Regions from separate parts of the Homo sapiens genome. Here region 2 is linked to region 1. The links are chromatin loops, found by intact Hi-C in ENCODE. Cell type or tissue: Panc1. All regions are shown on one strand. Each heading gives the region's core, and the rest is flanking DNA. Links, peaks and the distances in the headings are about the cores only.

Region 1 (15,408 bases), core at 3,158-11,157:
TTTCACTGTTTATACTATCTAAATAACTTCTCTATCTGAAAGTTTTCATTATGACTTCTTTCCTTAGGTGTAGAATATTATCACTCATAACATGTTGATTAAAGTTCCTCAAATTACAAAGTAAGTGTGGTTAAATTTATTATGGTATGTTCACTTGCTATAACATGTGATAAATCATTAAAAGAAAGACAATGTAGCAATGCAAGAAAATGTTTTTCCAATTATTTTAAGTGGGAGAATCAAAGTGGCATACAGAAAGTTGCATACTCATTACTATTACAATACTTTCTTAAAATATATGCGCCTATTGGTAGAGACTGGAAGGAAACTTGGAACAACTGAAAATAACTAATAGGTTGAGGTGGTAAATCATGTGTAAAAAGTACTGTCTTAAAAGTTGTTTGCTTAATGCTTCTATCAGATTGTATATATAATAAATATAAATTTGAAGAAAACTTCTTCATACTTAGGGCTGCCATATACCATTGTGCAATTTGGACACAGTACAACTCTAAGTGGGTCATTCTCATTTGCAGACAGCAGAAGTTTGCTTATTTATAAAGCAAATCTTCCAGAATATGACAATACTAACCTGAAGAAAGGGCAGCTTTTTCTAATTTGCTCAAAGGTACATTTGGGCAACTGATGGGGCTGTTCAAATTATCATCTCCCTTTAAATCACACCAATGTCATATCTATTAGTTTGGCCCATGTCTGTCTTTGTACTGCCCAGCTACGTGGAATGAGCACTGTTCTTCCTTTGATTAGCTATTTTTCCAAATAAAGTATTTTTAACTTAAAAATCTCTCTCAGTCCGATTGCCATGACCCTTGGATGGAGGGCATTAACAAAAAGCTGTTCAATGATTAAACCTTTCCTTGAGATTAACCTGCCTTTGATACCATGAAGTCAGAAAAAGTTGCTTGATCATACATGACAACAAGCAGTAGTTATTGGGTTGGGAACTCTGGTCTGCTTTCATTACATGTCCCTTGTTTGCCAGACAATAAGGAGGGCACTGCACAGAAAATGACTACTTTCCAAGTTTAAATAATCTGAATAACTCAGGGAAAATCTGGAGCAGAAAGCTTACTGAAATGCGAAACCTTGTGCTCAGCTTCTGAAGATGAACTCATTATATTTCAGCTCAGGTGGACATGTTAGAGCTTGTCACGGGCTTTTATTTTCTTCTAGGCTGCCCAGGATCAGAAGATCCTTCCTGTGTTGGGAATCCCCCTCTGCAAGGAAGAACCTGTCTCCTAAACAGAAGCTGGAAAGGCCTGATACTCCCTTTTCTCTTAGGACCAGGCTCTGCCAAGCAGTTCATGCACCCTGGATTTTGCATCAGAAGCTGTAGCACAAAGTAGCAGGATCTACAGGCCCCACCTTCCAGTGAGGATGGTGGCAGTGGCTCTGGCCAAAATATTTAATGTCAGAGTTGCTAGATATACACTGTTAGGTATGTGCTCAGGGGTGGCTAGATTAGCTCAAAGCAGGATTTGGGGAGTTATTCTTGACTACAGTTTCCAAGTTGGAGTTGGTTTCTGTTGCTTTAAACCAAGAACTAGGAATGACACCAGACTCAACTAGATAAGTCCTTTTTCATGTGTGCAGAAGCAGATTAATCAGGAAGCTAATGAAGTTTAAGCTGCAGGGCCCCTCACCCACACCAGCCCTTCCAAGACCCTGGGAGGCACCCAGCAATGCATTTATATAATGATATGTTTTGTAAAATTTGCTAAAATGAAATAACTGCAATCAGTTAAGACCACTAATGCTTTGCACCTGGCCAGCAACATCTTGTTTCCTTTGTGTCATGTGACATAAGGGTGGCCATGGAATATTTGGGATCTGACTTAAGATCAGTGAAGTTAGAAAAAAAATTTTTTTTTGTATTTTTTTTTTTAGACAGAGTCTCACTCTGTCACTCAGGCTGGAGTGCAGTGGCACAATCTTGGCTCACTGCAACCTCTGCCTCCCGGGTTCAAGTGGTTCTCCTCCCTCAGCCTCCTGAGTAGCTGAGATTACAGGTGCACACCACCATGCCCAGCTAATTTTTTTTTTTTTTTGTATTTTTAGTAGAGATGAGGTTTCACCATGTTGGCCAGGCCATTCTCAAACTCCTGACCTCAAGTGATCCACCTGCCTCGGCCTCCCAAAGTGCTGGAATTACAAGCGTGAGCCACTGTACTGGGCCTGGTTTTGGTTTCTCATGGATAGTTCACAAGCACTTAACTAATATAGAGTTAAGCCCTCACTAGCTCTCTTGGAATAGAAAAGACTTCCAGGAATTCTCTTGCTCCTCACTATGCCATCTCATGCCGTGCATATCCCACATTATCACTCACGTGGCACAAAGATGGAAAAGCACAGGGCTAGAGGCTATCTCTCAGTGTGAACTTGTCCTACAGCTCCCAGGGCCATGGCAGAGGGCCATGCTAGAGGACAGACTGGGTTCTTTTATTTTCTTTATATAGAAAGTAATGTCACAAAAAAATTGTGTTACAAAAAAAAGATCAAAATGTGTGCAATCAAAAAATGAAGGGAAAAAAGTATTATGGAAGTGTATCAGGTAATTCCTGGATTATGCAATTTTTGTAATGCTTGGCAGCTTTTTATCATTTGTAATTTACTGCCAGGCATGATAGCTCATGCCTGTAATCCCAGCACTTTGGGAGACCAAGACGGACAGATCGTTTGAGCCCAGGAGTTTGAAACCAGCCTGGACAATATGGTGAAACTCTTTCTCTACAAAAAATACAAAAATTAGCTAGGCATGGTGGCACATGTCTGTAGTCCCAGCTGCTTGGGAGGCTGAGGTAGGATTGCCTGAGCCTGGGAGGCAGAGTTTTCAGTGAGCTGAGCTCATGCCACTGAGCTGAGATCACACCACTGTACCTCAGCCTGGGTGGCAGAGCTAGATAGACCCTGTCTAAATTTTTTAAAAATTGTAATTTATCAAAATAAATATTCACCTTTTTTTTTTTTTTTTTTTGAGACAGAGTCTCACTCTGTCGCCCAGGCTGGAGTGCAGTGGTGTAATCTTGGCTTACTGCCAGCTCCCAGGTTCACGCCATTTTCCTGCCTCAGCCTCCCAAGTAGCTGGGACTGCAGTCACCCGCCACCATGCCCGGCCAAATTTTTGTATTTTTAGTAGAGACAGGGTTTCACCATGTTAGCCAGGATGGTCTCGATCTCCTGACCTCGTGATCCGCCCGCCTCGGCCTCCCAAAAAGCTGGGATTACAGGTGTGAGCCACTGCACCTGGCCTGTATTCTTATTTTTTAAAACAGAGCCCCCAAATTTTATAAACATCAGGCCCCACAAAACTTGGTTCTGCCCCTATGAATATGTTGGAGAAGTATAGTTCTTTCCAGATGACCATGTTTACTAAAAACCTTGTACCTCCATTCAGTCCTCCTCATCCCCATTACCACCCTCTAAATCCGGGCCACCTTATAATCTCCCACGGGAAGAGCTGCAATAGCCTCTAACAGGTCTTCCTGTGGGCATTCTTGCTTTCCTAAGCCCATTCTCCACAGTGGTGCCAAGATTTTTTCTAAAATCTAAATACTTAAATGGCTTTCAGTTGTTTTAAACTTTTCTCCAACTTCTAGTTGTTCTTAGGGTTGATCTAAATTTCTTCATGAGGCTTAAAATGCCCCACAGGGTCTTGCATGGGCTGATCCCTCCAGGTCCATCTCTTGCCACTTCCTGACTCGACCTCTGCAATCTGGTCCCATCATGAACTATATGGTGGAGATGCCAATCATCGCCTCCTTGACCTGATATTCTTTTAGACAGTCTTGTCTCACACTTTATTGTGGTTCCCATCTCCCCACCCGCTCCTGTCCCCCACCAGCCTCCAGCAAAATTAAATTAACCAGGAGTAGATGTCTCATGCTCAGGGAGCCGATAGGACAGGCTAGGGTCCTCTCTTTCAGATCCTTTTTCTCTCTGATTAGGTTAGGGGTTGTTATATCAATTGTAGTTCAGTGCAGGAACTTCAAGTAGGAAGAAATTTAGCACAGAGAATTGGGTGCTTATATTTTCACTGGAAAGCCTGAAAGATTCCAAGCATTCAGGAATGACTCCCAGAATAATACAGAGCTGACTCATCAGCTGGGCTCCTACATCTGAGCTGCCCAATGGAGCCATGAGTTCAGGAATGCATTGTTTAAACCCAGAGAGCAGACCATTTCTGCTCCCATACCTGCATTCTCTAGGAAGCTATAGATACTGGAATGTCACCTCAGGAAAATCTCGTATCTGCCTGATTCCCTAGGATAGCAGAAACTCCCCAAAGAGGAAAACAAAAAGAAAACAAACACACTCCCTTCATATTCATCTTCGTGCAGGTGCATCTAACTGATATCTACACCCCTACTGCAAGGAAACCTGGGAAATGTAGCTTTCTAATCAATCTCTCCAGTGGGAGGGAAGGCAGGATGGAAGTTGAGAGGGCCACGCTGCTGTATCCGGCATCATAGTGAATGTTTGTGTCAATAGATCATATGAGCTGGGGCTTCAGGTCTGGGCCCTAGCAGGCCAAAGCTGAAGTTGTAATAGCAGGAGCAAAAGGGACATGCATAATAAAAGAAGCGTGAGTGCTGGACAATGGAAACTCACAGAATGAAGCAGAAGCAGGACTCTATGGCCCCACGACAAGGGTCTTGGCTTTGGGTTTTCTGTGAGGCCTAGCTGTGGTGTTTTTTGTTTGTTTGTTTTTTGACGAAGTTTCACTCTTGTTGCCCAGGCTGGAGTGCAATGGCGGAATCTCAGCTCACTGCAACCCCTGCGTCTGGGATTCAAGCAATTCTTCTGCCTCAGCCTCCCAAGTAGCTGGGATTACAGGTGCCCACCACCGCATCCACACCTGGCTAATTTTTTGTATTTTTAATAGAGACGGGGTTTCACCATGTTGGCCAGGCTGGTCTCGAACTCCTGACCTCAGGTGATTCACCCATCTCGGCCTCCCAGAATGCTAAGACTACAGGCATAAGCCACCACATCCGGCCCTGGCTGTGTTTTACACTTGCCCTTCTATGCTGAGGGACTGACTGATATCCTCTTTTCTATCCCCGCTCACTCCCTATCCATCCCCATTTGCAAGGCACTTCTGTCTTCTCTGACCTTCCCTCCCCCGGGGCTGGGCCAAGTGCTCTCCTCTCTGCTCCCAGGGCACATATTGCTCTCACAGACGGAGCATTAAACAGAGAGTGCTGTGATAATTCACTAATCTGTTTTCCCTATTAGTGTGTCAACACCATGAGCACAAGGTCGTGATCACCTTGTTCATACTCCTTCAGAGTTTGGCATGGTGTCTGAAACCTTGAGTTGCTCACTAAATATGTATTTAAAGAAATCCAGGAGAAAAGGAGGAAGAAGAAAAGGGTATACACAATCAAACTTCTGATCAACCTTATGTTGTTTCATTGCAGCATCCTTTTGAAAGTAGGTTCTAGGCCTAGTCTTGGTTCTAATTCTGGCTGTACCACTTACAAGCTCTAGAACCTCTTTAATGCCTCAGTTTCCTTTTTTCTAATAGATAAGGACAACAATAGCAGCCATCTCATAAGCTTCTTGTGATGATTAAATGAATTAATATATAGAAAGTAATTAGAACAGTATCTGACCATAGTCATCTGCAATAAATGATAGCTGTTGCTGCATCCAAGGGACTCCATAGAAGTATATAGTAATAATAGAAAAAATGCTGGGACAGGGCACAGTGGCTCACACCTGTAATCCCAGCATTTTAGGAGGTTGAGGTAAGTGGATCACTTGAGCCCAGGAGTTCAAGATCAGCCTGGACAACATAGTGAAACCCCATCTCTACAAAAAATACAAAAATTAGCCAGTTGTGGTGGTGCATGCCTGTATTTCCAGCTACTCAGGAGGCTGAGGTGGGAGGATCACTTGAGCCTGGGAGACAGAGGTTGCAGTGAGCCGAGATTGCACCACTGCACTCCAGCCTGGGCAACAGAGTGAGACCCTGTGTCAAAAAAAAAAAAAAAAAAAAGAGAAAGAGAAAAAATATTGGTTCAGGAGTAAGAGAATATAAATTCTAATGTTGGAACTTTATTATCCATGACTTTGGGCAAGTCTTATAATCCCTTTAGGTCCAGTTTCATCATCTCTAACACAGGGAGACATATACTTGCCTCATACAAAGCTGTCAACTGCTTGCCCAGAAGCAAAGCTTTCTCCTCTTGGCAATATTCCTGTAATTTTTTTATCAGGGTCAGGGCAGGGGGGATTGCATATTGCATGCGGATTTGATGTACTTGTCAATTAATGTTTACCACTCTCTACCTGCAATGACAATTAGATACTCTATCCCTAAAATGTTAGTCTTGAGAGGTAGCATTAGACTACACCCGAATAGAACAGCCATTCCCAATGGCAGAACTCAAAAAAGACCATCTATTTATCAGTTTCTATGTCATGTTTCTCCTGAGCTATTCTGTTTTTTCCCCGAGACAGTTCTTCTTATTTCAGTTCTATGAACCAAAGGCCAAGCAACAAATTCATTTTTAGCTAGTGTTACCCAGAGTGCAAAGATTCCCTAACATAAACTCTCTCAAAGGATTTTAGTTAAGAGAAAATCAGTTGAAGTATTTGAAAACATCTTAAAAACTATTAAGGTGCTATATAAATATGAACCGTTCACCAAGGCAACAGCAACAGCAACTGTAGAAGAGAATCAAGTTAATGCTTAGTCCATTTGTTTATCCATTCAAACCATGCTCTCCCTTTCTAAATAAGGATAGAAGCAGCATATGACAGGAGACTGGCAACTGAAACAGTGGTGAAAAACCAGAAAGGTCCAGGCATCTCTAGTTACAATAGCATGGCCTGACTCAGCATTTCATAGAGGCCCATACACAACTGGAGCCCCCTGGTGAGATCTTTTAACTCCCAGGTGAAAATCTGGGGGCTGCCCTTACCTCCCAGGAGTGGTGAGATAGCTGCCAGGAGAAGAAAGTGCAAGTGTAAAGGATTGAGGTATATTTCCATTCTTCAAGCTCCATCTTCAGAGAGGCTACTCCATGAAATGGCATTTGTCAAAGTTGCGATCCTTCTCTCCCTGTTGGGAAAGAGAGCCGATACTGGAAAGCTGAGAGAATCAGCTTCAGCATGAAAATAGGACGGGACTTGCTAGGACAGAGCTTCCAAACTCATCTTCTGCAGAGCTTGTATGACCACTGAGATGTTAATAGATATTCTGTGGAATTAAAAAATGAGGAGGCTGTTTCATCATTCAAAAAGTTTTGAGAAATTCTTCACATTATATGCTGTTCTCAGGACATAAAAAAAGTTTCATGTCTAAGAAATTTTGCTGTATACATGTGTAAACAGTTTTAGCGTAGATTTCCTCGCACTTTTAAATTTTGGATTCTTAATTTCCCTGTCCCCCCTGCCCCCCCCCCAAAAAAAACCTGCTAACGTTTAAACGAACACAGTTTGGGAAATCTGCGTTAAGTCCTTCGTGGGAGTGGGGTTGCTCAGCTCACAGTAGGCCACGAACCTGAATTTTCTCTTGTCTGCTGCCCCCTTTTGATAGATGGAGGGAAGAGCAGGCTTCCAGTGCAATGGACAGAAGAGGGAGCCTGCAAGTTGGTAACAGAGTCTATTAGGGAAAGAGAGAGTCACTTGAATCCTCAGAGCTGCTCCTGTCAACTGCTTTGTGCAGTTTTTGTGACTTATTAGCTGCTTGTTTGCACTCTATCTACGCCTGCCCAGGTGTGTTTGGGCCCTAGAGCGAAGGGAGCACAGGCGTTCATTTAGAAACTTATCCCTCCGTCCAAATATTGGATGCTTACCATGTGCCTGGTGCAATGCAGGGTGATACAAAGAGGAAGATAAGTGAGGCATTCTTATCGAAGGACCAGACACTCTTCCAGCCTGACTATATTCATTACACTCGTGCCTGACCTTTCTTTGACTCTAAGATTCTTCCTTTCTAAATGTGAATCTTAAAGACTGAAGTCTTTGATCTAAGACTGCTTTCTTATCACATCACATCCAACAACCAACTTTTCACAGCTTCCCAGATCCCAAATTCTGTTTAGCAAGGACACTTGGATTTTTTTGTTTTTTGTTATAAATGACCTCTTCAGGTTCATATTTTCACTATGTCCAGAATTCTTATTTTATTCTGTTTTGTGCTGACATTGGAGGCAGAGTCTGTGTCACAGAATACACCACTAGGGGTTACCCTGGACATGGAAGGGTATTCACTCGGGGAAGAAATTTTAATGGAATTTTTAATATCTAGAGCTGTCATTATCCTGTGATGGTTCACAAGAAATGGAACACTTAAAAATTTCTACAGAAAAAAAGGAAAATGTCATGAGGCAGTTTTTAGTACTTCCATCCCTTTCCTGGCTGCTCTAACTTTACAGGTACTTGTAAGTGGCAATTAAGCACTTTTTCCTAATTCCAGAGTCTTGCCCCACTTCAGAGCAACATAGAGTGGCCTAGACAGGCTGAGGTACTTTGCCGCTTCAGTCATCATTAATCTATGGTATTTACTGATGAGAAGTAAAGTGGTAGAAGAAAAAAAAATTTTCTGTTATCCTGGGCACTTGGAAATGAATGTATTCTCACAATCTGTTCTCAAAACAACTTACTGATTCTGGGGTTCTGGAAGCTCTGATGTGCAGGTGAGCCTTTTAAATTCCTCACTGTTGGAGCTCCTATCTAGGACTCACTGGCTGGATGAAAACGGTTCTTTTTATTGCTTTCTGAATGTCTGCTAGACAGGCGTAAGCAACACCTTATATCTGCCTTCTGAAAAAGGTAAAAGAACTGGGACCCATCCACCATGCTGGACAGCTCGGCAGTGGCAGTGGCCTCCCCCAGACCCTGTTCCGAGTGCTCCACCAACAAACTCACCAGCAGTCAGAGTCTAGCCTCTCCCCAAACTTCACCTTCATCACAATTCATTTTAAGCCCTTCCACAACCCAATCAACTCTAGATCTACTTAATGGATAATAATTTGATCTCATGCAAACTGCACTTTCCTCTTCTCAGAATGATCCTTCTACCCCTTAATTAAACATTTGAGAGTGAAAGAAGAGAAAATTCGGGTTCAAAGATTGGTAAGTCTAAGAAACCTAAGGAAAAGGAGTTAGTAAACATGTTAATCAAAGAGTGAGCACTTTTCGGAAGCGCAACATTCAGATACCTTTCTTGATTGGATTCCAGAAGACTATTTCTGGGAAGAGGAGATTTGCATTTTTCTAAAGTCTTCTACCCACAGCCTAACCACCCTAGGGCTTTGAAATATTTTTTTTCTGATGTGCAGTCATAATTGAATAAATAAAATGATTCCTGATCATTTCTTCTCTTCAGCTTTATAATGACATCACTAGGAATCACAACATGTAAGGATTGAAAGTGACCTCAGAGACTCTAGTTCAGCGCCCCCTTTTGACAGGTAGAGAAATTGAGCCCCCTCCATGGTTAAGTGGTTGGCCACATGGTGACTTACTCAGTGGCTTTAGTTTACAAAGCAAACCGCTAATTATTAGGTAGTAGAATTACTACTTTCATGTTATCTTTAATTTTTAAAATTATCAAAAAACATTAGTTAAGTCTGTATCACTGGTGCTGCAGAACCTGAACAGGTGCTGCTGTGGCCTGGGCCCTACAGATGCAATTCTCACATTGCCCCACCCTGAGAAAGGACCGACAAGGGAATCTGCTTGTCCAAGTTCGAGGGGTTGGTGAAGAATAGGACAAAGGCCGGGCACGGTGGCTCACGCCTGTAATCCCAGCACTTTCAAAAGCCTAAGTGGGCGGATCACCTGAGGTCAGGAGTTCAATACCAGCCTGGCCAACATGGTGAAACTCTGTCTCTACTAAAAATACAAAATTAACCAGGAGTGGTGACACACACCTGTAGATCCACCTACTCGGAGGGCTGAGACAGAAGAATCGCTTGTACCCGGGAGGCGGAGGCTGAAGTGAGCCGAGATCATGCCACTGCACTCCAGACTGGGTGAGACAGAGCGAGACTCCATCTCAAAAAAAAAAAAAAAATAGGACAAAGATGAGTATCAAACACCACTAAATATAAAATATAATCTTATCATTCCTTATCCTCAATGATACTTTCCATTTTTTTCTGTACATGGCAAAACATTTATACACCATAGTAGGCAGTTAAAAATGTATAGTATATTCACATTTGCCACCATCAGGGAACTAGATAATGAGTTAATTTTTTGATGACCACTCTGAAATTTTATTTTAACTATTCTAATTAATATGCCTTAGTTAACATATGGTAGGAACCAGAATGAATATCTTCTGGATTACTCTGAGTAGTGAGTATATTGTGTTGTCATACAATGATGTCCTGAAGAGTAACTGATGTGTCAAATACAGTCACCTTTGCTCCTTCTCTCAGTTGCTTCTGGCTGATGGTCCTTGTGATGGTTAATATTGCATGTCAACTTGATTGGATTGAAGGATACAAAGTATTGATCCTGGGTGTGTCTGTGAGGGTGTCGCCAAAGGAGAGAAACATTTGAGTCAGTGGGCTGGGAAAGGCAGACCCACCCTTAATCTGGGTGAGCACAATCCAATCAGCTGCCAATGCAGCAAGAATATAAGCAAGCAGAAAAATGTGAAAAGAGAGACTGGCCTAGCCTCCCAGCCTACATCTTTCTCCCATGCTGGATGCTTCCTGCCCTCAAACGTTGGACTCCAGTCTTTAGTTTTGGAACTTGGATTGGCTCTCCTTGCTCCTCAGCCTGCAGGCAGCCTATTGTGGGACCTTGTGATCATGTGAGTTAATACTTAATAAACTCCCCTTTATATATATCTATTCCATTAGTTCTGTCCCTCTAAAGAACACTGACTAATACAGTCCTCAACATTGTGCTCATTTACACCATGAAAGAACTTGAAAAACTCTCTTTTTTCTCTCTTTTTTTTTCTTTTAGAGATGGAGTCTCACTCTGTTGCCCAGGCTGGAGAACAGTGGTGTAGTCTTGGCTCACAGCAACCTCCGCCTCCTTGGTTCAAGCAATTCTCCTACCTCAGCCTCCTGAGTAGCTGGGATTACAGGCACACACCACCACCCCCGGCTAATTTTTGTATTTTTAGTAGACACAGGGTTTCACAATGTTGGCCAGGCTGGTCTCAAACTCCTGGCCTCAAGTGATCCACCCACCTCGGCCTCCCAAAATGCTGAGATTACAAGCGTGAGCCACCACACCTGGCCAAAAAACTCTTTTTTTTTTTTTGAGACGGAGTCTTGCTCTGTCGCCCAGGCTGGAGTGCAGTGGCGCGATCTCGGCTCACTGCAAGCTCCGCCTCCTGGGTTCACGCCATTCTCCTGCCTCAACCTCCCGAGTAGCTGGGACTACAGGCGCCCAACACCATGCCCGGCTAATTTTTTTGTATTTTTAGTAGAGATGGGGTTTCACCGTGTTAGCCAGGATGGTCTTGATCTCCTGACCTCATGATCCGCCCCACTCAGCCTCCCAAAGTGTTGGTATTACAGGCATGAGCCACCGCGCCCGGCCCCAAAAAACTCTTTAAAAACTCCACACCTCTTCACACATTTTAAAGATGGCATCTAAATATTTTACCATAAGTTAAAATAGTTGCAGAGTCTATATTTTCCAAGGTACTGTATAATGCATATTCCTTTATTATATGCGTCAAAGCAAGGAACTACAGATCCAATCTGTAGATAACATCTGCTACATATGCTAATCGGCCTCAGTGTCAAACCAAATGTCAAATAATACTTATTTTCCACCAGCAAATTTTTAAGTTCAGATAAAAACATACATGTGCATCTTCTGTGACAGTATTCTCATTTTTGAATTCTTACTCTAAAATAAATAGATTATAGCTGGAAGGAAGGAAGGAAGGGATGGAGGGAGGGAGGGAGGGAGACTCTCTATGAATTAGAATTTGAGATCTGAAGTTTGCAGGAGGAGCAAACAGGCCCAATCCCCAACTTATACTGAAAAATGGTGAAAAAGCAACTAGATCTATCAATCTATGAAAAACATGGAGGGACCCTACGTGCATATTGCTAAGTGAAAGAAGCAAATCCGGAAAGGCTACATACTGTATGGTTCCAAAGATGACATTCTGGATCAAGTAAAACTATGGAGAGGTTAAAAGGATGAGTGGTTGCTGGGACAAGGGAGGAGGGTGGGATGGAAAGGCAGATCACAGGGGATTTTTAGGGCAGTGAAACTACTCTGGATGATACTATAATGGTGGATACATGTGTTTAAACATTTGTCAAAATCCACAAAATATACAACACCAAGGGTGAACCCTAATGTGAGCTCTGGACTCTGGATGATAATGATGCATCAATGTGGGCTCACTAATGTTAACAAATGGACGACTGGGAGTGGTGGCTCACGCCTATAATCCCAGCACTTTGGGAGGCTGAGGCGGGCAGATCACCTGAGGTCGGGAGTTCGAGACCAGCCTGACCAACATGGAGAAACCCCATTTCTACCAAAAAATACAAAATTAGCCGGGCATGGTGGCGCATGCCTGTAATCCCAGCTACCGGGGAGGCTGAGGCAGGAGAATCGCTTGAACCCGGGAGGCGGAGTTTGCGGTAAGCCGAGATTGCACTATTGCACTCAAGCCTGGGCGACAAGAGCGAAACTCCATCTCGAAAAAAAAAGGACTTCTCCGGTGGGGGAGATTAATAAAAGAGATTGTGCATGTGTAGTTGGGGTGGGTGGTATATGGAAAATCTTTGTACTTTTAGCTAGATTTTGTTGTGAACCTAAAACTACTCCAAAAAAATAAAGTGTATTTAAAAAAACAAAAAAACTGGACTAGATTTGACCAGGCTCAATCTGAACTAGTCCATCGATGTCTTGCAGGTGGTGTGATACCAGACTAAATCACTCTGGCCTGGGGAACTACAATAATGTACTATAGTGCCAGTAAGACAATGGTGTCTATCACAGGAGACTACTCAGTATACTCTGTCTACTCTGCTGCACATAGTAGACACCGTCGTCTTGCTGGCACCAAATAAGAAGGCCATCCCCTCTGGACTGGGGATGCAGCTCCATGCAGCAAGTGGCAATTGCCATGATCTTCCTGAGAAGGGGCAGATCTGAAAAGCACAAATGAAAATTTCAAGGTTGGGGGAAGAAACTGGGTGGGAAGGGAGAGAAATGTTTCATTCTTTGGGACTTTAGAGAAGAAGGGTTCAAGAATCAGGGTCAAGGTTTCGCCCAGGGAACCGCTGCTGGGAGCCCAGCGGTGAGAGGAGCTGGCTCCTGGACGTGGAGGCAGGCTAGTGGCTGCAGGGAAGGTAACATGAGGCCAGCCCTGGGTCTCTGAACTGAGAGCTGCTGTAAGTTGTTCTCTGTGTCTACATTGGATGTAGATTTGCCAAAGCAAATGGAGGTAAGGCAAGGATCGGTGCAGGTCCTCAGGACAAAAGCTCAGAGAGTTGAGCAGCTGCCCTGCCTTGAAGGACCTCCGGGCAGGCCCTCTCTCCCCCTCTGTAAGTCATTCCTGCTGGTCAGCCCGCTGACTCACAGAAGGGCCCCACAGACTGCAGCTTTTCACCCCTCTTTTTCCTGCACTCCATGTTGTCTACTCCCCAGTCCCCACTTGAAACCTAGGTAGGAACATAAGGCCTTTAAAGAAAGACAGATAAATCAAAATCACCTGTATAATTAGGTAGGCTCTGTGCCTGAGGAAGGGGTGTCAGCCCTTCCCCTGGTGAGTAAAACACACAGACCCATACTTGCACTTTTCAGTAGCCAAAGCAATATTTTTTGCTTAATTTCTGATTTCAGGTCTTTCATGAGTGGGTGACAGCACCAGACATATGTGGTTCAAATATATCTGGAGATTGAAACATTTGAATATAAAGACTCATCGAAGAACATTTTTCCCTCATCAACTTCATGAATATCGTATAAATTCCACATGGATAGTTTATGTAGACATTGAGTGTGCTGCCCTCCCGGGCTCACGGGGAAACCAGGGCTTAGTGTGCCCTGCCTCGGGGCATTGAGCAGCAGATGGGAAGCAGCAGTGACCTGGTGCTGAGAAAACACATCTCCTCCTGGCTTTTGTTTTGCCAAAGTCCAGACTGATGGAGTGGGATTGCTCTGGATTGTCCGACTGACGGGGGGAAGAGAGGCCAGTGCTTGGGTTTGTGTTAGTTTCCAAGGGCTGCATAACAACGCACCACACTCTGGGTGTCTTAAAACAACTGCAATGTATTCTGTCATGATTCCGGAGGCTGGAAGTATAGATTAAAGATGTCAGAAGGTCCCTGCTCTCTCTGAAAATCCCAGGGAAGACCCCTTCCTTGCCTTTTCCGCTTCTGGTGTTTGCTGGCTGTCCTTGGCATTTCCTGGCTTGTAGACACATCCCTTCAATTGCTACCTTCGTTGTCACTTGGCTTTCTCTCCTTATGTCTGTTTCTCCTCCTCTTCTCATAAGGATGCCAGTCACACTGGAGTAGAGCCCACCTGCCTGCTGTATGACATTTTACCTAATTACATCTGCAAAGACTCAATTTATAAATATGGTTTTATTCTGAAGTTTTAGGGAATACATGAATTCTGAGGGACATGATTGATATGGTTTGGCTGTGTCCCTACCCAAATCTCATCTTGAATTGTAGCTCCCATAATCCTCGCATGCCATGGGAGGGACCCAGTGAGAGGTAATTGAATCATGACGGTGGGTTTTTCCCATGCTGTTCTTGTGAGAGTGAGTGAGTTCTCACGAGATCTGATGGTTTTATAAGAGGCTTTTCCCCCTTTTGCTCAGCACTTCTCCTTGCTGCTGCCATGTGAAGAAGAACATGTTTGCTTCCCCTTCCATCATGTTCGTAAGTTTCCTGAGGCCACCCCAGCCATGCTGAACTGTGAGTCAATTAAAACTTTTTCCTTTATAAATTACACAGTCTTGGGTATGTCTTTATTAGCAGCATGAGAACAGACTAATACAACGATTCAATCCAGTGTTAGAGCTAAAGAGTCAGAAGCAACCCCTTGACAAACGGGGCTTTGAGGATTTAGGTAGAAGACTAAGGGTTTTGTGGTACCACAATCTCCAAGGACTCCAACCGTGTTCCCCATGGGGCCCTGGAGGTGCCAGGGCCTGGGTTACCATGGCTATCTGATGCACTAGAGGGGCTTGGACACAAAGCACATGACTACCACCTCAGCAAAAATCCCCGGGCCCAAGTATGGCACCAAAGAAACAAAACCACCCCATAAAGGGACCATGAAATATGTAATGTAGACAGCTCCACCGTGACCACTGTAGATCCATGACCAGAGGCTGCTTCTCAACATTGTGAACCATGTGAAACCTCCACATCATTCCGCAAACCTGGAAGAAATAGAGCCCCAGATGGCTGAGATTGA
Region 2 (14,843 bases), core at 1-8,000, 71 kb before region 1:
CAGATCCAGATGATGTAACCTTTTTAGTATTCGCATGACTTGAAAACTGGGCAGATCAATAGATAATCGAAGTGCTTTATCTGAAGGGAGAGGGTAAAGACAGTGTGACCAGGTTTGTTTTCAGGGCTGCCGAATGAGCCTCACCTAACAGTGTCCATGGGTAATTCGCTAACCTTAACAAAGATGGGAAGAAGTGAGTGCTCTGATGTCTTCTGCTGGCTCTCCATAAGTACTGTAAATTTTTTTTATAAATAAAAACTGTGAATATATATGTACAAGTTGTAAGTATTTCCCCCTTTTTATTTTTGAAAATCAAGAAGCTTGATTTGGTGTGGTGCAATGGATATTGGATAAAAATTTGAAGACAAAATTGTTTAGTTACAGACTCAGGATAATAAAAGAAAAATATAAAAGAATGCTCAAGATACTGAAGTCAAGGTCACTAGTAATAAACTGGCTAGGTTGATAAACAATTTCCTGCCCATTTATAATGAAGGGCTAAACAAAAAATACCTGAAGTATATATAGAGTTTGAACTATAAACACGGAAGGAAACATGGGGCAGAACACACTTCCCTTCTCTTTCCAAAAACAAAAAACAATGCATGCTCTGATTTGCGTATGAAATACACCATGATAGAATTGAGATCTCCAATCTCCTTTCCTTTTAGCTTCCCCCTGCCAATTTTTATACAGATAATACACTGCAGATCCAGGCCTTTTAGTCAGTCTCCTGAGTCTCTGATATAGTTTTACTACTTACATAGGTTTATAGTCTCTCCACATTGTTATAAAGGAATGTAATAGATCATGTTTCCTTATATGACATTGGGACAGTTTGTTAGGAACCAATAGGAAAATTCCAAGCTAAATAAAAAGGAGCTTTGGCTCTTAGGATTCTCTTTTCTTCAGGTTAATCATATTTTAAAATTCTTTTTCAAGTTAGGTTGTTCGTGCTTTTAAGTTTTTTGTGTGTCTTCCATCACTTAAATATTAGTAATTTAATATGTTATTTGGTTCAAGATTTGATTGTGGATTTTCTATCATACCCAAATTTTATTAGTAAGACCTCTTAACAAGTCTTTAAAATCAACTGGAGAAGTAAGAGAACAGTTCATCGTTGTGTGGGTGAAACCCACGTTGCTGGTACAGGTGGCCATCATAGAAAAGAACATGAGGGAATTGTCCTGATGTCTGAATGTCATTTATTGTGTCTTCAGTTATCTGAACATCATCATCAATTATAGCCTGTGTACCGTAACCTGAGGTAGTGATATTCCTGAGGAGTGTGAAGAATTGGACACTGTGGATTACTATACATTGTCATGAAAGCCTTACAAGGAGGCAGCTTTTCTAGGCTTGACTTAATAACTTCAACCTAATTGCTTAGAGATTTGGATAAATAACCTAATGGCCTGACTCCTTTTCTAATGTTTTACTAACAGCTACTTCTAAATAAATATGGTCCCAGGATTTTAAAATTGTCTTTTCTATGCATTTTTTAAAAATGGAAAAAAATGCTCATTTTTCTCAACTATTGTGGAATTATTTTAATATTTCACAATATTAACATGAAATTCATAAAAGGATATTTTGCATTAAATTATAGTTTATAGTTCATAAAATAAGCTCTATAATCTTTATACTTGTTGAATGTAACTAGGAATTACCACTAAAATCCTAGCCAGGACCCTCTCCTAATCTAGATAGAATATATGGGCAGTTGTCCACACTGTGTGTTCTGGTTCTTTTTTGCGTAAGATCCAGTGCAAGTAGTGTCTTGGTAGGCAGAAACTGTACCCTCATGTCCAGACCACTTGTGTGTCTGCATAATAAAGCTGCGACTGGCCTCCATACATACATAGCTTAAGGCGGAGGTTGATGTCTTCACTAGGACATAGTCTATTCAAAGGCTGCTCTGTGAAGAAGGTAGAAAGTATTAAACCAGCCAGTAACTTTTTTTTTTTAACCTGATATCCTGCTCAGAAAAAGAGATCACTTAGGACCTTGTACCTCATCTACCTTTTGAGGTTCCTTCTGGGGAGGAGGGGGATTAAAGGCTGTCTTTATCATTTCAGAGTGTCTCTTCAAAACCAGTTCCATGACACTGAAAAGAGAGCACAGGAGTCGCAACTATGCATTGGTCCAAAGACACCCTCCTAAGTGTTCTGGCACTATCCACGTTCAGAAGGTGTTGAGGCCATTAGGTCTCTGGAGAAAGCTGCCTGGATTGGCCCCTACCACACAGCTTGTTACACTCCAAGAGCTGCTCCTGGGGTTTTCTTTTTTGAGGCTGTTTTGGCACTAATTCTTCTTGGTGATGACTCATAAAACAAATGTTGTTTTTCACATAGTTCCTGAAAGAGAAAGAGGCACTAATGAAAATGTCATTCTTAGTTTACATGAAAAAAATGTGTAGGCTATTATTTTTTAAACCACCCTGGGGCTTTAATGTTTTAGCTATGCAAAAATAAATACACATTTTTATTAGGAATCCTGCTGCATCATGAAATTCAGTATGCCACAGACTTTGGTCAATCTCATGCAAGGGGTAACGGTGTCTTCTCAGAATACAATCCCAGCAGTCAGCTCTGTGGGGAAGGATTCCAAGGATAGTATTACATACAGAGAACCAGTGGAGGTTTCATCCCAGACCTTATTTTTTTCCATTTCTCAAACTCCAGCAATGTGCCTATATTTATATCTCTTCTATCTTCTACGTTATCCCTTACTCCTGCATTAACAAATTTTTCTACAGGATTCTTCCCATCAGCATAAAAAGATGCTATTGTATTTTACCTTTACTAAAAATGAAGAGCTGCCTTTGAACCTCCCTTTTCAAATACCTTTTTCTGTAATTTAACCAATGATTTGAGTGGCCACAATATGTAGGTAGTATGGGTTGAGTAGATAAAGACTTCTGTTTTCAAGGAGCTTACTTAGATTTTAGAGGGGAGACGAGCTTATAACTTGAAGTAGTAAAAGTGCAAATGAGAAATAAACGGGGAAGGAGAAAAAAGGGTTTAGTTGGGTGGGAGAGGACAGACTGTATTATACAGGTGGCATCTCTCTAAAGCAGTGACAATGATCAGAAAATGGAATGAAGTTAGGGAGGGAACTCCTGCAGAGAATCCCAGAGACCTGAGAAGTTGGGGCAGGGAAACGGTTGGTATCTGGAGGGAAATCTGAGGAAGGTATTTTTTCAGGATGGGAAATACTGCAGCTTTGTGCGTGTGTGCGTGATGATAATCCCATAGGAGGGGGAAATTGATGCAGTCAGTGTACAAATGGAAGCATTGGCCTTTGCAACAAGGCAGTGTGTGTGGGCATAGATGTAGGTAGGTTAGAAGATCTTGTGGCAGGAGGACAAGGTGGTCTCAATTTATTTTCTCAGTGAACTAAAAAGCAAAATAATTAGAGTGAAGAAGTGGGAGGGGGTCCTGGAGGCTTGGGAAAAGTATTGGTGTGAAGTAATCATCTTCGAAAGTAGGAACGTCAACTCACCAGGGAAATGTGGTATATTGCAGGGTATTCCTCAAGATCTACTTGAGATGTATGTTCATAAGGTGAAAACAAGGCTTATCAGCATAGTTGTGTGTTTGATTCAGCCAGGTTTAGCTCCTTGAATGCAGGGTTAAAATAAACTAAGAGTTGACTTGGTCAGAGTTAAGGTTTGCCTGAGTGATGGAGGGAGAGAGAAGAGAGTAAAGGGAGAAGGGGAAATGCGAAGAAGTGGCCTTGGTGGGCCATGGAAAGTAGGAAGCAGGGTAAGGAAGGAAGGGAGAGCATGGGCCTCCAGGTCGTCGTGGGGCTGAAGACTTGTTGAAGTGCCAGTACTTGAGGAAGTGGGCTGGAGAGATGAGTGGTTAGAGGGTGAGTGGAATGCTTGTGAATGAAGCAGTGATTGGAAATGAGTCTAGGGCATGACCATCCTGCTTTTCTGTTCCCCTTCACAGCAAAATTGATGTAAGGAGTGGACTGTTGCTTCTTCACTTCACTTCCATTTTGTCCTCCAACCACATCAGTCAGCTTCTGTCCTCTCATTCCGCTGAGCCTGTGCTTACATCTGTCTTTGTGCTTGGCCTCTCCAGTCCCACCTTCCTACAACACTTCTGGCTTTCCTCCAGCCTCACTGTTGGCTTCTTTTCAGTCCCTTTTAACACTCTCTTCTTTGCTCGGTCTCTAAGTTTGGCACAAAACTGGGCCTAGTCCCTTCTCTCTCTGTTCTCTGACCAGATAAGCTTATCTGGCTTCAGGACTTAAATACCACTTATAAGCTGATGGCCACCCACATTTGACTCTAACCCCTAGAGTCTCCAAATTTCAGACTTACGTATCCAACTGCCTACTACTAATGTGTCTATTTGATGTCTAATGGACATCTCACAATATCTCCAAATCCGAGCTCTATTCTGTCCTGAGCCCTGAAACCTAGTCCTCTCTCAGGCTTCTGCATCTCACCATCTGTCCAGTTTCTCAGCTAAAACTTGCAGTGTCATCCTGACTACTTCATTACCTTATTCTTGTATCCATTTCATTCATGTTTTTTCATCTATTCAATGCCGAGCTTCGATTATATGCCAAGGAATTGTTCCAAGTGTTGGGAAACAACAGTGAACAAAATTCCCTGGCTTCATGGAATTTAAATATAGCAGGAAGAGATAGACAGTAGACCAAGTAAAATGTAGTGTTTCTGCTTTGGTTAAAACTGAAGGATTGGAAAGTGGGTGCAGAGTTGGCTACACAATTGGGATTTGAAATAGAGGGACAGGAAAAGTCTGTTGGAGGTGAAGCAGCAAGACAGGTGGATATCTAGGATAAGAGAATTCGAGGCAGAGAAAACAAGTGCCACGATCTGGAGCCTTGAGCATGCTTGATGTGTCTGGGATGCAGCCTCTGGCCTGTGTGGCTGTGAGAGAAGAAGGGGAGATTAGCAGGCTGTGCAGGGCTGGAAGGGCATTGGAAGGCTTCTGCTCTTGCTGGAGAGCCACTGGAGGATTGGAGCAAAAGAATACCTTGATTGCATTTTAAGGGGTCATTCTGGCCACTGTGTAGAGAACTGATGGGAGGGGACAAAGGCAGAAATGGGGACCAGTAAGTGGGTATTGCAGTAATTCAGGATGGAGATCATGGTGACTCAGACCAGGGCAGCCGTGAAGGTGTTCAGGCTCTGGATATATTTTGAAGTAAGAGCCAACACAACTTCCTGATAGACTGAATGTGGAGTATGTGAGAAAGAGGAAAGACTCCAAAGTTTGTGGCCAAAGTAGTCGGATAACATTGACATCAACTGAGGTGGGTAAGGCAGTGAGTAGAATAGGTTTGAGAACATCACAGGTTCAATTTAGGGCATGTGAGGTATTAGGTATCTGTTAGACATTTGGAAAGACATGTAGAGTAAGCAGTTGAATAAACAAGCCTTGAATTCTAGAGAGATAGCTAGAGACATAAATTTCAGACCCTGGCATATCAATGAGATAAAAACTGTAAAACTGGCTGGACGCGGTGGCTCACGCCTGTAATCCCAGCACTTTAGGAGGCCGAGGTGGGTGGATCACGAGGTCAGGAGATCGAGACCATCCTGGCTAACATGGTGAAACCCCGTCTCTACTAAAAATACAAAAAAATTAGCCAGGCGTGGTGGCGGGCACCTGTAGTCCCAGCTACTCGGGAGGCTGAGGCAGGAGAATGGCGTGAACCTGGGAGGCAGAGCTTGCATTGAGCCGAGATGGCACTCCAACCTGGGCGACAGAGCGAGACTCCATCTCAAACAAACAAACAAAAAAGAAACTAACATTGACTGAGATCAACTGGCTGGTGAGGGTGATAGAGAAGTGGTCAGGGGACTAAGCCCCAGGGCACACCAACTTTAAGAGAGGAAGCAGAGGAATAGAGACCATAGGTAAGAGATAACCAGGGGACGGGTCGCAGAAGGATGTGAGGCAAGCATTTCAGGAAGGACTATCCCCAGCCAAGAGCACTATCTCCAGTCAAATGCTGGGGATAATCTAAGATGAGGAGTGAGAATTGACCACAGAGTTAACCAACATGGAGGTAATTGGGATGTTAAAAAGTAATTTCAGGAGCGGAGTGGCCATAACAGTCTCACTGGAGCAGCTTCGTGAGAATGGGAAGAGCAGAAGCACAAGTGATGACAGCGAATATAGACAACGCTTTAGAAAAACTTGGCTATACATAGTACCCAAGAAATAGGGCAAAAGCTGGAGAGAAAAGTGGCACAAAAAGACCTTTTGTTTTGTTTTGTTTTTAAAAAGATGGAGAAAGAATCATAGCAGGTTTCTGTGCTGATGAGGAGTAGGTAAAGATGCAGATGATGCAGCAGTGAGCTGGGAGAATTGCTGGAGAATGTGCCGGAGAAGGGAGAGAGGAGAGAGGGGGTGAAGGGGGCTCTCATAGGAAGGACTGCATTCCTACATAGGCCCTGGAGGAATGGTTGTGTATGTGGAAGGGGTGGAAGTTTCCCCCTGATTATGTCCATTTTCTCAGTGAAGTCAGAAGCAAGGCCATCAGTGAGGAATGAGGAAATGAGGAGGTTTCCAGAGAGAAAGTGATCTGGAACATGTGTCTAGGAGAGAAGCAAAGTTAATTGACTAGGGATATGTGTGATTGCCACATGTGATTGAAGGCCACTTAAGGTCCGTGGTCATGATGGAAAAAGAGACCCAGCACTAGAATCGCATGCTTTCCCAGCCTCCTTCAGCTGGATGGCTGCAGACACTTACTATGGCACACTTTAAAGTGTAAATCAGATCATGTCACTGCCCTGCTTAAAATCCTTCAGTAGCTTCCACTGCAATTAGAATGAAACCAAACTCTTCACTCAGCCTGCAAAGCCCTGCACACTAGTCTCTACCTACTTCCTAACTCATTGTCAAAGATTACAGCCTTCTTTCCATTTCTGGAACAAGTCAAGTGTGTTTCTGACTTAGCCTTTGCACTACCTGTTTTTTCTGTCTGGATTTACTCCCCTATCTTCCAAGGTTGGCTCTTTATTACCCAGGTTTTATCTTAAATGTTACCTCTCAGAATAGCCTTCTCAGATCCGCCCAGTTGAAAGTAGTCCTTTAGTCACTTACTATCTAATCAGTATACTGGAAATCTCATGGTGATTGTACTCGCTGATAATGTTATTGTAGAACCTAGATCAGTGCCTGGCACATAGTAGATGCTCGATAAATATTTGTTGAATAAATGAATTGGATGGATGGATGAATGAAGAAATGACCACATCAAATTAACTGCTAAAAGTGAAAAGTAAGTTTGCCTCAGAACTGAAATATTTACAAAACATTAACTTGTTTGCTTTCTCCATTTGTGCCCACTTAAGCTGGGGGGAAAAGTAAATCACAGCTGAAACAGCAAATATGGCAAACATCACATCCCATTTTGAGTTTGTAGCTTGCAAGGCAGAAGTTCAAAATAAAATCTTTTCAAATTACATTATTGCAGAAATCTTTTCTGACCTCTCAGCTGAGTCACTGTTTATTTTATAAGAAACTTAACATCCTTGGAAGAATATTCGTTTTTTCAGCTTTTTAGAAATAGGGGTAGAACCCAGCTCCAAATGTAGAGGAAAATGCTAAGCAATGTGTAGTATCATGTTTGAAGTTAACTTGATACTGTAGTTTCCTTTCTTAGAAATAGACATTGGGATTTCTACATCAGGACGGTTACCTTGGTGACAAAAGTTGATTCATTGTTTTATTAACTTGTAAATTCATGAAGGCTCTCTTAACTCAGCAGTGTCCTTCCTCATTCTTCAAGTTCACCTCAGCTTCTGTGCACAAGCAGGTTCCATGGGCTTTCTACCACCTCGCATTTCCTTAACTAATTTGATAACTTACTGTATTTTTTTGTCTCTGACATTTCTCTGTTGGAAACCTTGTTTAACGTATACCCTTTAGATACTTTGGTCAATTTACATAAGCCAGGCTGCTCACATTGTCATTTTAAAAGCTTTTGCCAACCTGTTGGTTCAGCTCAGAAAAGCCTCTGGCTCACTAGTATTGCATGAATAGAAGTTAACCAGGAGGCAAAGGCGGGCAGATCACGAGGTCAGGAGATCGAGACAATCCTGGCTAACACGGTGAAACCCCGTCTCTACTAAAAATACAAAAAAAAAAAAAAAAAAAAAAAAAGCCGGGCGTGGCAGCAGGCGCCTGTAGTCCCAGCTACTTGGGAGGCTGAGGCAGGAGAATGGTGTTAACCTGGGAGGCGGAGCTTACAGTGAGCTGAGCTCATGTCACTGCACTCCAGCCTAGGGGCAACAGAGCGAGACTCCATCTCAAAAAAAAGTTAACCTACCATGTGACGCAGCAATCTTATTACTGAGTATATACCCAAAGGAAAATGAATCATTTTACCAAAAGGACACATGAACCCATACGTTCATTGCATCACTATTCATAATAGCAAACATGTGGAATCAACCCAGGTGTCCATGAGCAGTGGATTGGATAAAGAAAATGTGGTATATATACACCATGGAATACTACACAGCCGTCAAAAAGAACGAAATCATTTGTAGCAATACGGATGGAGCTGGAGGCCATTTTCTTAAGTGAACTAATGTAGAAACAGAAAAGCAAGTACTGTTTGTTCTCACTTATAAGTGGGAGCTAAACATTGGGTACTCATGGACATAAAGAGGCAAAAATAGACACTGAGACGACTGGAGAGGAGAGAGATGGAGGTGGGCAAGGGCTAGAAAACTACCTATTGGGTACTATGTTCACTACCTGGGTGACAGAGTCATTCATACTCCAAACCTCAGCATCATGCAGTAAACCTTTGTAACAAACCTGCACATGTAGCCTCTGATTCTAAAATAAATGTTGAAAAAAAAATTCTGAAAGCACCTTTTCCTTTTTGTCCTCAGTATTGGGCTTCCTCATGGTTTATAGCTAGTAGGGATTACTACTGCTGTAATGACTTTAAAATGTAAAATTGTTTTGCCATCTCATCTTTCATAATTGCCTTTATTTTTGTTCTTCATTACAAACCTTGCAGTTCTCCTATAGTCTGTTTAGAGGTCAACAGTACCTTTGGCTTTTGGTCCTCTCCTAATTTGCAATTTATAACTTTCTTGGAGAGGGTCTGGATTTAAGTTTGAGTAACTGCATGACTCAAAAGTAACAGAAATGTGATTCTTTCAAAAACATTTCCTAAGTCAGAATTTTAATAATTTAGACAGATTCTTTCCCCACCCCAAATTCTGAATTAATAAGTTCTGTTGGGTTTTAGATACCCACATCATATGTTCTTAAGGAATATCTTATTCTGGAAGCCTACTAGAAAGAAAGATTAGATTTTCTTAAGTTCTGTCATTGAATTTTCGTTTGGTTTGCAATTTGATACAATCTGGCAACCCTATATGAAAAAAAGGATTTGAAAGTTCTTAATCTTATACAGAACATTCTGCTTTCAAGTTTGACTTTTTTAAGAGAGTACAATGGGTTGTGATAGTAAGGGAGGCCTATATAGTTTCATTCAATTAATTAATTGCTACTTTCTCCCTGCCTCAATTTTTCAGTTATTTTTGTTCACAATAATTCACAAAATTTTACTTTTTGTGTGTGTGTGCTTTTGAGACAGGGTCTCACTCTGTCACCCAGGCTGAATGCAGTGGTGCAATCACAGCTCACTGCAGCCTCGACTTCCCAGGCTCAGATGATCCTCCTACCTCAGCTTCCTGAGTGGCTGGGACTACAGGCGCAAGCCACCATGCCCAGCTAATATTTTGTGTTTTTGGTAGAGATGGGGTTTCGCCATGTTTTCAGGCTGGTCTCAAACTCCTGGGTTCAAGCGTTCTGCCTGCCCTGTCCTCCCAGAGTGCTGGGATTACAGAGGTGAGCCACTACACCCAGCCACAAAATGTTTAAAGGAATTTTGCTCCCTGAGTTAGTAGATGAGTAGTTCAAAGGTGCATATACACAAAGTGGATTTACCATGAAGCCAACAAAACAAGTTATAAAATTGAACAGTGGATACTTTTTAATCATCTACCAGAAATCAATATTAAGCTAGGTAGGCATTGTAGGAGTTACATAAGAAAGATAATGGACAGAGCATTCCTGGAAACTAAAACTTTATTAATTAACAAGATGAAACCACAAGAGTTCTAGCCAATGCAGTATAGAAGTAAAGAGGGCTAGAAGATATTGAAAATCTAGGACAAAGGATTACTCTCCAGGGCTAGAGCTACTCAGGGCTTCGAGGATGAGTACTTGAGTTGGGTCTGAAAGCATAAGGATGTAGAGCTGAATCTTCAAAGTTAGCTAAAATGTAGGAACAGAAGGAGAAATCAGGAGATTAGAGCCGTGAGCTAGGAGGCCCTCCAGGAAAGAAGATTGTTTCACATGAGCTAAAAGAACTTCAAGAAAGAATAGGTTTGATAGATTAAATGTGGTCAGAAATTCTTTGCCCTTCATCTCATCAAGAGGTTAGGTCTCTTTCTTCACCTGTTGTATCTAGGCTGGCCTCAGGACTTGTGCTGACAATAGAAAGTGGTCAAAGTGATGTGTGTCTTCCTGATGTAAACCTCAGAGAGACTTGCAGCTTCTTTCTGCCTTCACTACCTTGGAAAGTTGCCCTGAGTTTGACATGTGAGGAAGCCACTTTGCCTCCTCAAGGATGAGAAGCCACTGGGGAGGACTGAAGCTCCCCATTGACAGCCAGCACCTACTGCCACCTATGTGATCAAGTCCCATGTGATTGTGGGCCCTCCTGCCCAGGGAGACATGTGAGTGAGCCCAGGCAAAGCAAGCAGAGGCACCACCCAGCCAAACCAAAGAATCATGGGAAATAGTTGTTTTCAGCTGCAACATTTGGGATGCCTTGTTATGCAGCAATGGATAATTGATGTGAAACAGGCATAAGGAAGGATGAGAAATGGAGGAATACCAATAGATTTGGAAGTCATCGGTGTCCTGGCATCTCAGTTATGGAAAAACCTGAATCCATGAGGAATGTTGCCAGTTTACAGGTGGATACATTGGCTTATCAAAGTCTGAGGCCATTGATTATTTAAATCGTGTTTGTAATTGATAGCCTTATTCAGAGTCTAATGCTCACCAAGAAATCCAATCATTTTAACCTCCACTTGGATAGAGCCAGGCAATGCGTTAGTTAGTCCAAGGATATAGCCAGCCTTCCTCACAATTTTATTTCCCATTGTAAATGAATCATTTTCATTTTATTTTTTTGAAAACAGGGCCTCATCTGTATCAAAAAAAATTAGCCTTATAATTTGATATTTACCTTAAGCTTAAACTGGGAGAATTTTTTTCTGCTTTTTCTAAAGTAAAATATTTTAAAATTTAGACCATCTAAAAGTGTATAAAGCACAAAGTGAAAATTTTCCACAATCCTACTTACTATACCCCCAATAAGCCAGGATTAATGGTTAGTTCAATATAAATACACATGCACACATATACCTACTAACAATTCACCTATCAGGTTTATTCTTCCTTCAAGTAAAAGCTGAAGAATCGCTATGCCCACAATATCTGTAATCATACATTTTTCTCTACTGTTTTCAAAGTATTTTTAAAAGAAAATCACAAATTGTGAAAATGTAGTTTCCTCCCATTATATTAAAACCCAACAATAAGTATCCCTGCATTTCTAAATGGAACGACGTAATCCTAGGAAGAGTAACAAGTTCTGCTTCATTCTTAGCCCCTATGTCTCACCTCTTCCCCCAGGACATGGTTTTGGCAATTAGAGCTACTAAAAAAGGAAAGGGAATTTTCTGCCACTCACTTCTAAATTAAATGTTTCACTTCTAAGTTAAATTGTTTAAACAATCTCTCCTTGTGAAATTTTTTAAACCAGTTTTCTAAAAGCCTATTCATATAAGAAACTTATCTTTCTTAAAATTACCTTAAATGTGCAATATTTAGAACAACGGTAGATGGTTAAGCCTGAGAGTTTTTCTGCTAATCTTAGCCTTAGCAAGTGTTTAGGGCACAGAGAAGGAGCTCTAAGTCTGATAGAGATGGAAAGGCTGAGACCCAAGTTCCTAGCCCAGTGTGAACATGGTATATCTACACTTCCGGGACCCACCCCAAACCCCAAACAAAGAAAACCTGTTGGGGGGAGCTAGAGAGGCGGAAGAAGTTCTGAGATGGTGATTGAGTAGAGCTTTAAAATGTTCACCCGTTGGTTGGGGACTGGGTGGGGGAAGCATTGGGGGGTGGTGGGGGATAAAAGACTACAAATTGAGTTCAATGTATACTGCTCCGGTGATGGGTGCACCAAAATCTCACGATCGCCACTAAAGAACTTACTCTGTAACCAAATATCACCTGTTCCCCAAAAACCTATGGAAATAAACTGTTTTTTAAATGAGATAGTTTTAATCAGTAGCACAGAAGATTCACATCCTCTGTACAACAAAATTAGTTTCAGGAAAAAATCAGGTAAAACAACAATAGTAACAGTTTCTTTTTCCGAAAAGAAATGCAGACAGTGAAAATATTAAACTTTGTTCTAGTAAAAATTATTACATTACAAAAAAGGAAAATATGGTTTAATGCTTTTTAATTACAATGATGTATTTTTGTTTTTGTTTCGTATAAAAGGAAAAAACTTGTAACCTTGTACGTACATATTGGTTGGTCATAGTAATGAATAATAGCATTACAGTTTGATGATAATTATAAAAGGCTAACGTTAAAAAACATTCCAATTGTAAAGATTTTATTCAAATTCAGTACAATATTTCATTGATAAGTGAAAATTTGCACTTGCCAATCAAATACATTCACTTTGTAGTTTGAAAAAAAAAAAAAAAGCTTCATTCATTGGGAAGAAATGGTTATTCTTCCTTAGCTGAATCACCCAAATTAAAGACAAAGCAGGGAAATTGGAATTATGCACTGAGACATAGTCTTACGCTAAAGGGAATGTCCTAATCTAATAATATCTAATAATTTCAGATATTATTCCTTTGCTGTATATAAAAGCTGCACTTTTGACCAAAGAGTATTGTTCAGAAACCAATGCATGTAATACTTACACTTTTGCTAGCTCCATTGATATTTGTTCCAAAGAGCATCCCTTTGTCTCAGGTATAAACATAACAACAAAAAGCAGGGATGCTAGACTCATGATTGTATATATAAAGCACACCCATGGCAGGCCAATAAGATCTATAAAGGACAAAAGAAATTGATTAGAAATGTGTTTTGTGTAGCTTTGATCCCATTTGTGAACAGCCACTTAGGGCATACATAGCACCATATGTATTTTCAAACATGCCAGCAGTATCCAGGAAAATAGAAATCACAAATTTAAAATGTAGCCAGCTCTGAAGGTGTTACTTTTACAGACTACCTTAGTTTTCTCTGTTGAAGAAAATAGCAGTCTTGTAACTATCACAATTTACACCCAATGTCATCTTCTTGGTGGGCATGTCTTTCTGTTTCAAAATGGCAATGTGTCTTTATTAATATAAAAAAGCACATGCAAAAAAGGAACCTCAAATAACATGGAAACATATGATGTAGAAGGTAAAATCTCTCTTCTCCCTCTCCACAGTTCCCCTCTTGGGAATCGCCATGGTAGCAGTTTAGTTTCTGTTCGGTGGACAATTTTTTCCCCCTCTTGCTATCATTCCCAATGGTGGACATTTTTAATGACATTTGTACAGATGGATTTTTCTTGGAATGAGCTCACCCTTCTTTGCTCTGATGTGAATAAATCATTTCATGCTGGCAATATTTCATCATTTTTAATAGCTTGCAGTGTATTTGTAATGTTTCTTCCTGGGTTCAGAGAAAAAAGTGATCATGGATCCAGTAAAAGCCATCAACTTGCCAAGATGCATCACAAGAAGCAGGATCCTCAAGATTCTGATGACTCTCATCTGCAAACCTAGTTTTTCCTCTGACCGCTTCCAGCCAAAGATACAGTCCCTTTGTAGTCATGGACCAAGTCAAGGCACATTCAGTGGTCAGCAGTGGCCCCCACAGTGCACTTGAGGCTGCCATTTGCATTGTGGCGGCCCCTGACTCAGCAGCAGAATGTCTAGTGTGGCAAGGAGTAGTCAACTACGAACAACAAGATTTTACAAATAGCCTTTAACAGCTGCAGCCACAAACCACAGTTGGTCAGGCAGGAAAACTGACTGAGCACTTGTGTACTGAGGCAGTGTTTGTAAATGCAGCATGAAAGAATCGAAGCATAGTAACTACTTGTCGGTGAGTTGTGCTGAGGTTGGGAGAAGCAGGAAGGAGGAACCGCACTGCAGTTCTTTTGGCAATTTTAATTAAACTCCTGTCTCTCTCTGCTTTTCTAGCTGGCACAGGGTATGGCCCAACTGATTGCTTAATAAAGTCCTTGTAGAATTGGGTGTCCTTCCTTCTCTGGAGCTTAAAACCAGAATATAGAAATTGTCAAAACCCTAAAGGCTGTCTCATCAAATTGTCCCCAGTTTTGTTTGAGCACTTTGAGTAACAGGGAGCTCACCATTTCACGAAGCCTCTTACTGCCCTGTGAAATAGTTGCGTCTGCTAAAAAGTTATTCCTTGCTTAGATCCTAAATCTGCCTTTCAGAGGCTGTGCTTTGTCCTGTGGAAGGACACACAGTGAATCAGCTCTCCCCACCCCTTCTCCGTGACAGCCATTCAAATATTTGAATGCACCTCAGCCCTCCTCTGAGAATCCCCTTGTCCAAGTCAAACATCCTGAGCTCTTCAACCATTCTTCCCACAGCATAGGTTACTGCCCTCGCCATTCAGGTTGCCCTCCTTCAGCGAACACACTGCAATTTTTAAATGGCCCTCTCGAGATGTTTTACTCAGAGCTGAATGCAA

Evidence for each region. Hi-C counts contacts between places; a loop is a spot of excess contacts. Peaks named below come from ENCODE experiments on the same cell type or tissue, not always from the same donor. Only the 100,000 strongest peaks of a DNase experiment are listed, where the experiment ranks them.
Region 2: a loop joins it to region 1, with 2.8 times the contacts of the local background. A loop is called at or near these places in 10 of 110 quality-filtered maps.

Annotation. Positions count from the first base shown.
Region 1 is chr6:134,056,461-134,071,868 of GRCh38, forward strand. No RefSeq gene overlaps it. Among named protein-coding and RNA genes, the nearest start is that of SLC2A12, 12 kb to the left of the region's middle. RefSeq lists enhancers at 3,900-4,564, 4,565-5,229. In Panc1, for the core only: CTCF peaks have their summits at 7,566, 7,771, 9,411 (motif pointing left) and 9,612; a DNase peak (open chromatin) is centred at 7,585; H3K27ac peaks cover 5,638 bases.
Region 2 is chr6:133,988,952-134,003,794 of GRCh38, forward strand. It overlaps TBPL1 (TATA-box binding protein like 1), which reads left to right. Exons shown (of 7, transcript NM_004865.4): 7 at 1-1,481. SLC2A12 (solute carrier family 2 member 12) reads right to left here. Exons shown (of 5, transcript NM_145176.3): 4 at 13,046-13,178; 5 at 1-2,357. The coding sequence ends at 2,204. Among named protein-coding and RNA genes, the nearest start is that of TBPL1, 43 kb to the left of the region's middle. In Panc1, for the core only: no CTCF peak of the experiment used is centred there; no DNase peak of the experiment used is centred there; H3K27ac peaks cover 1,888 bases.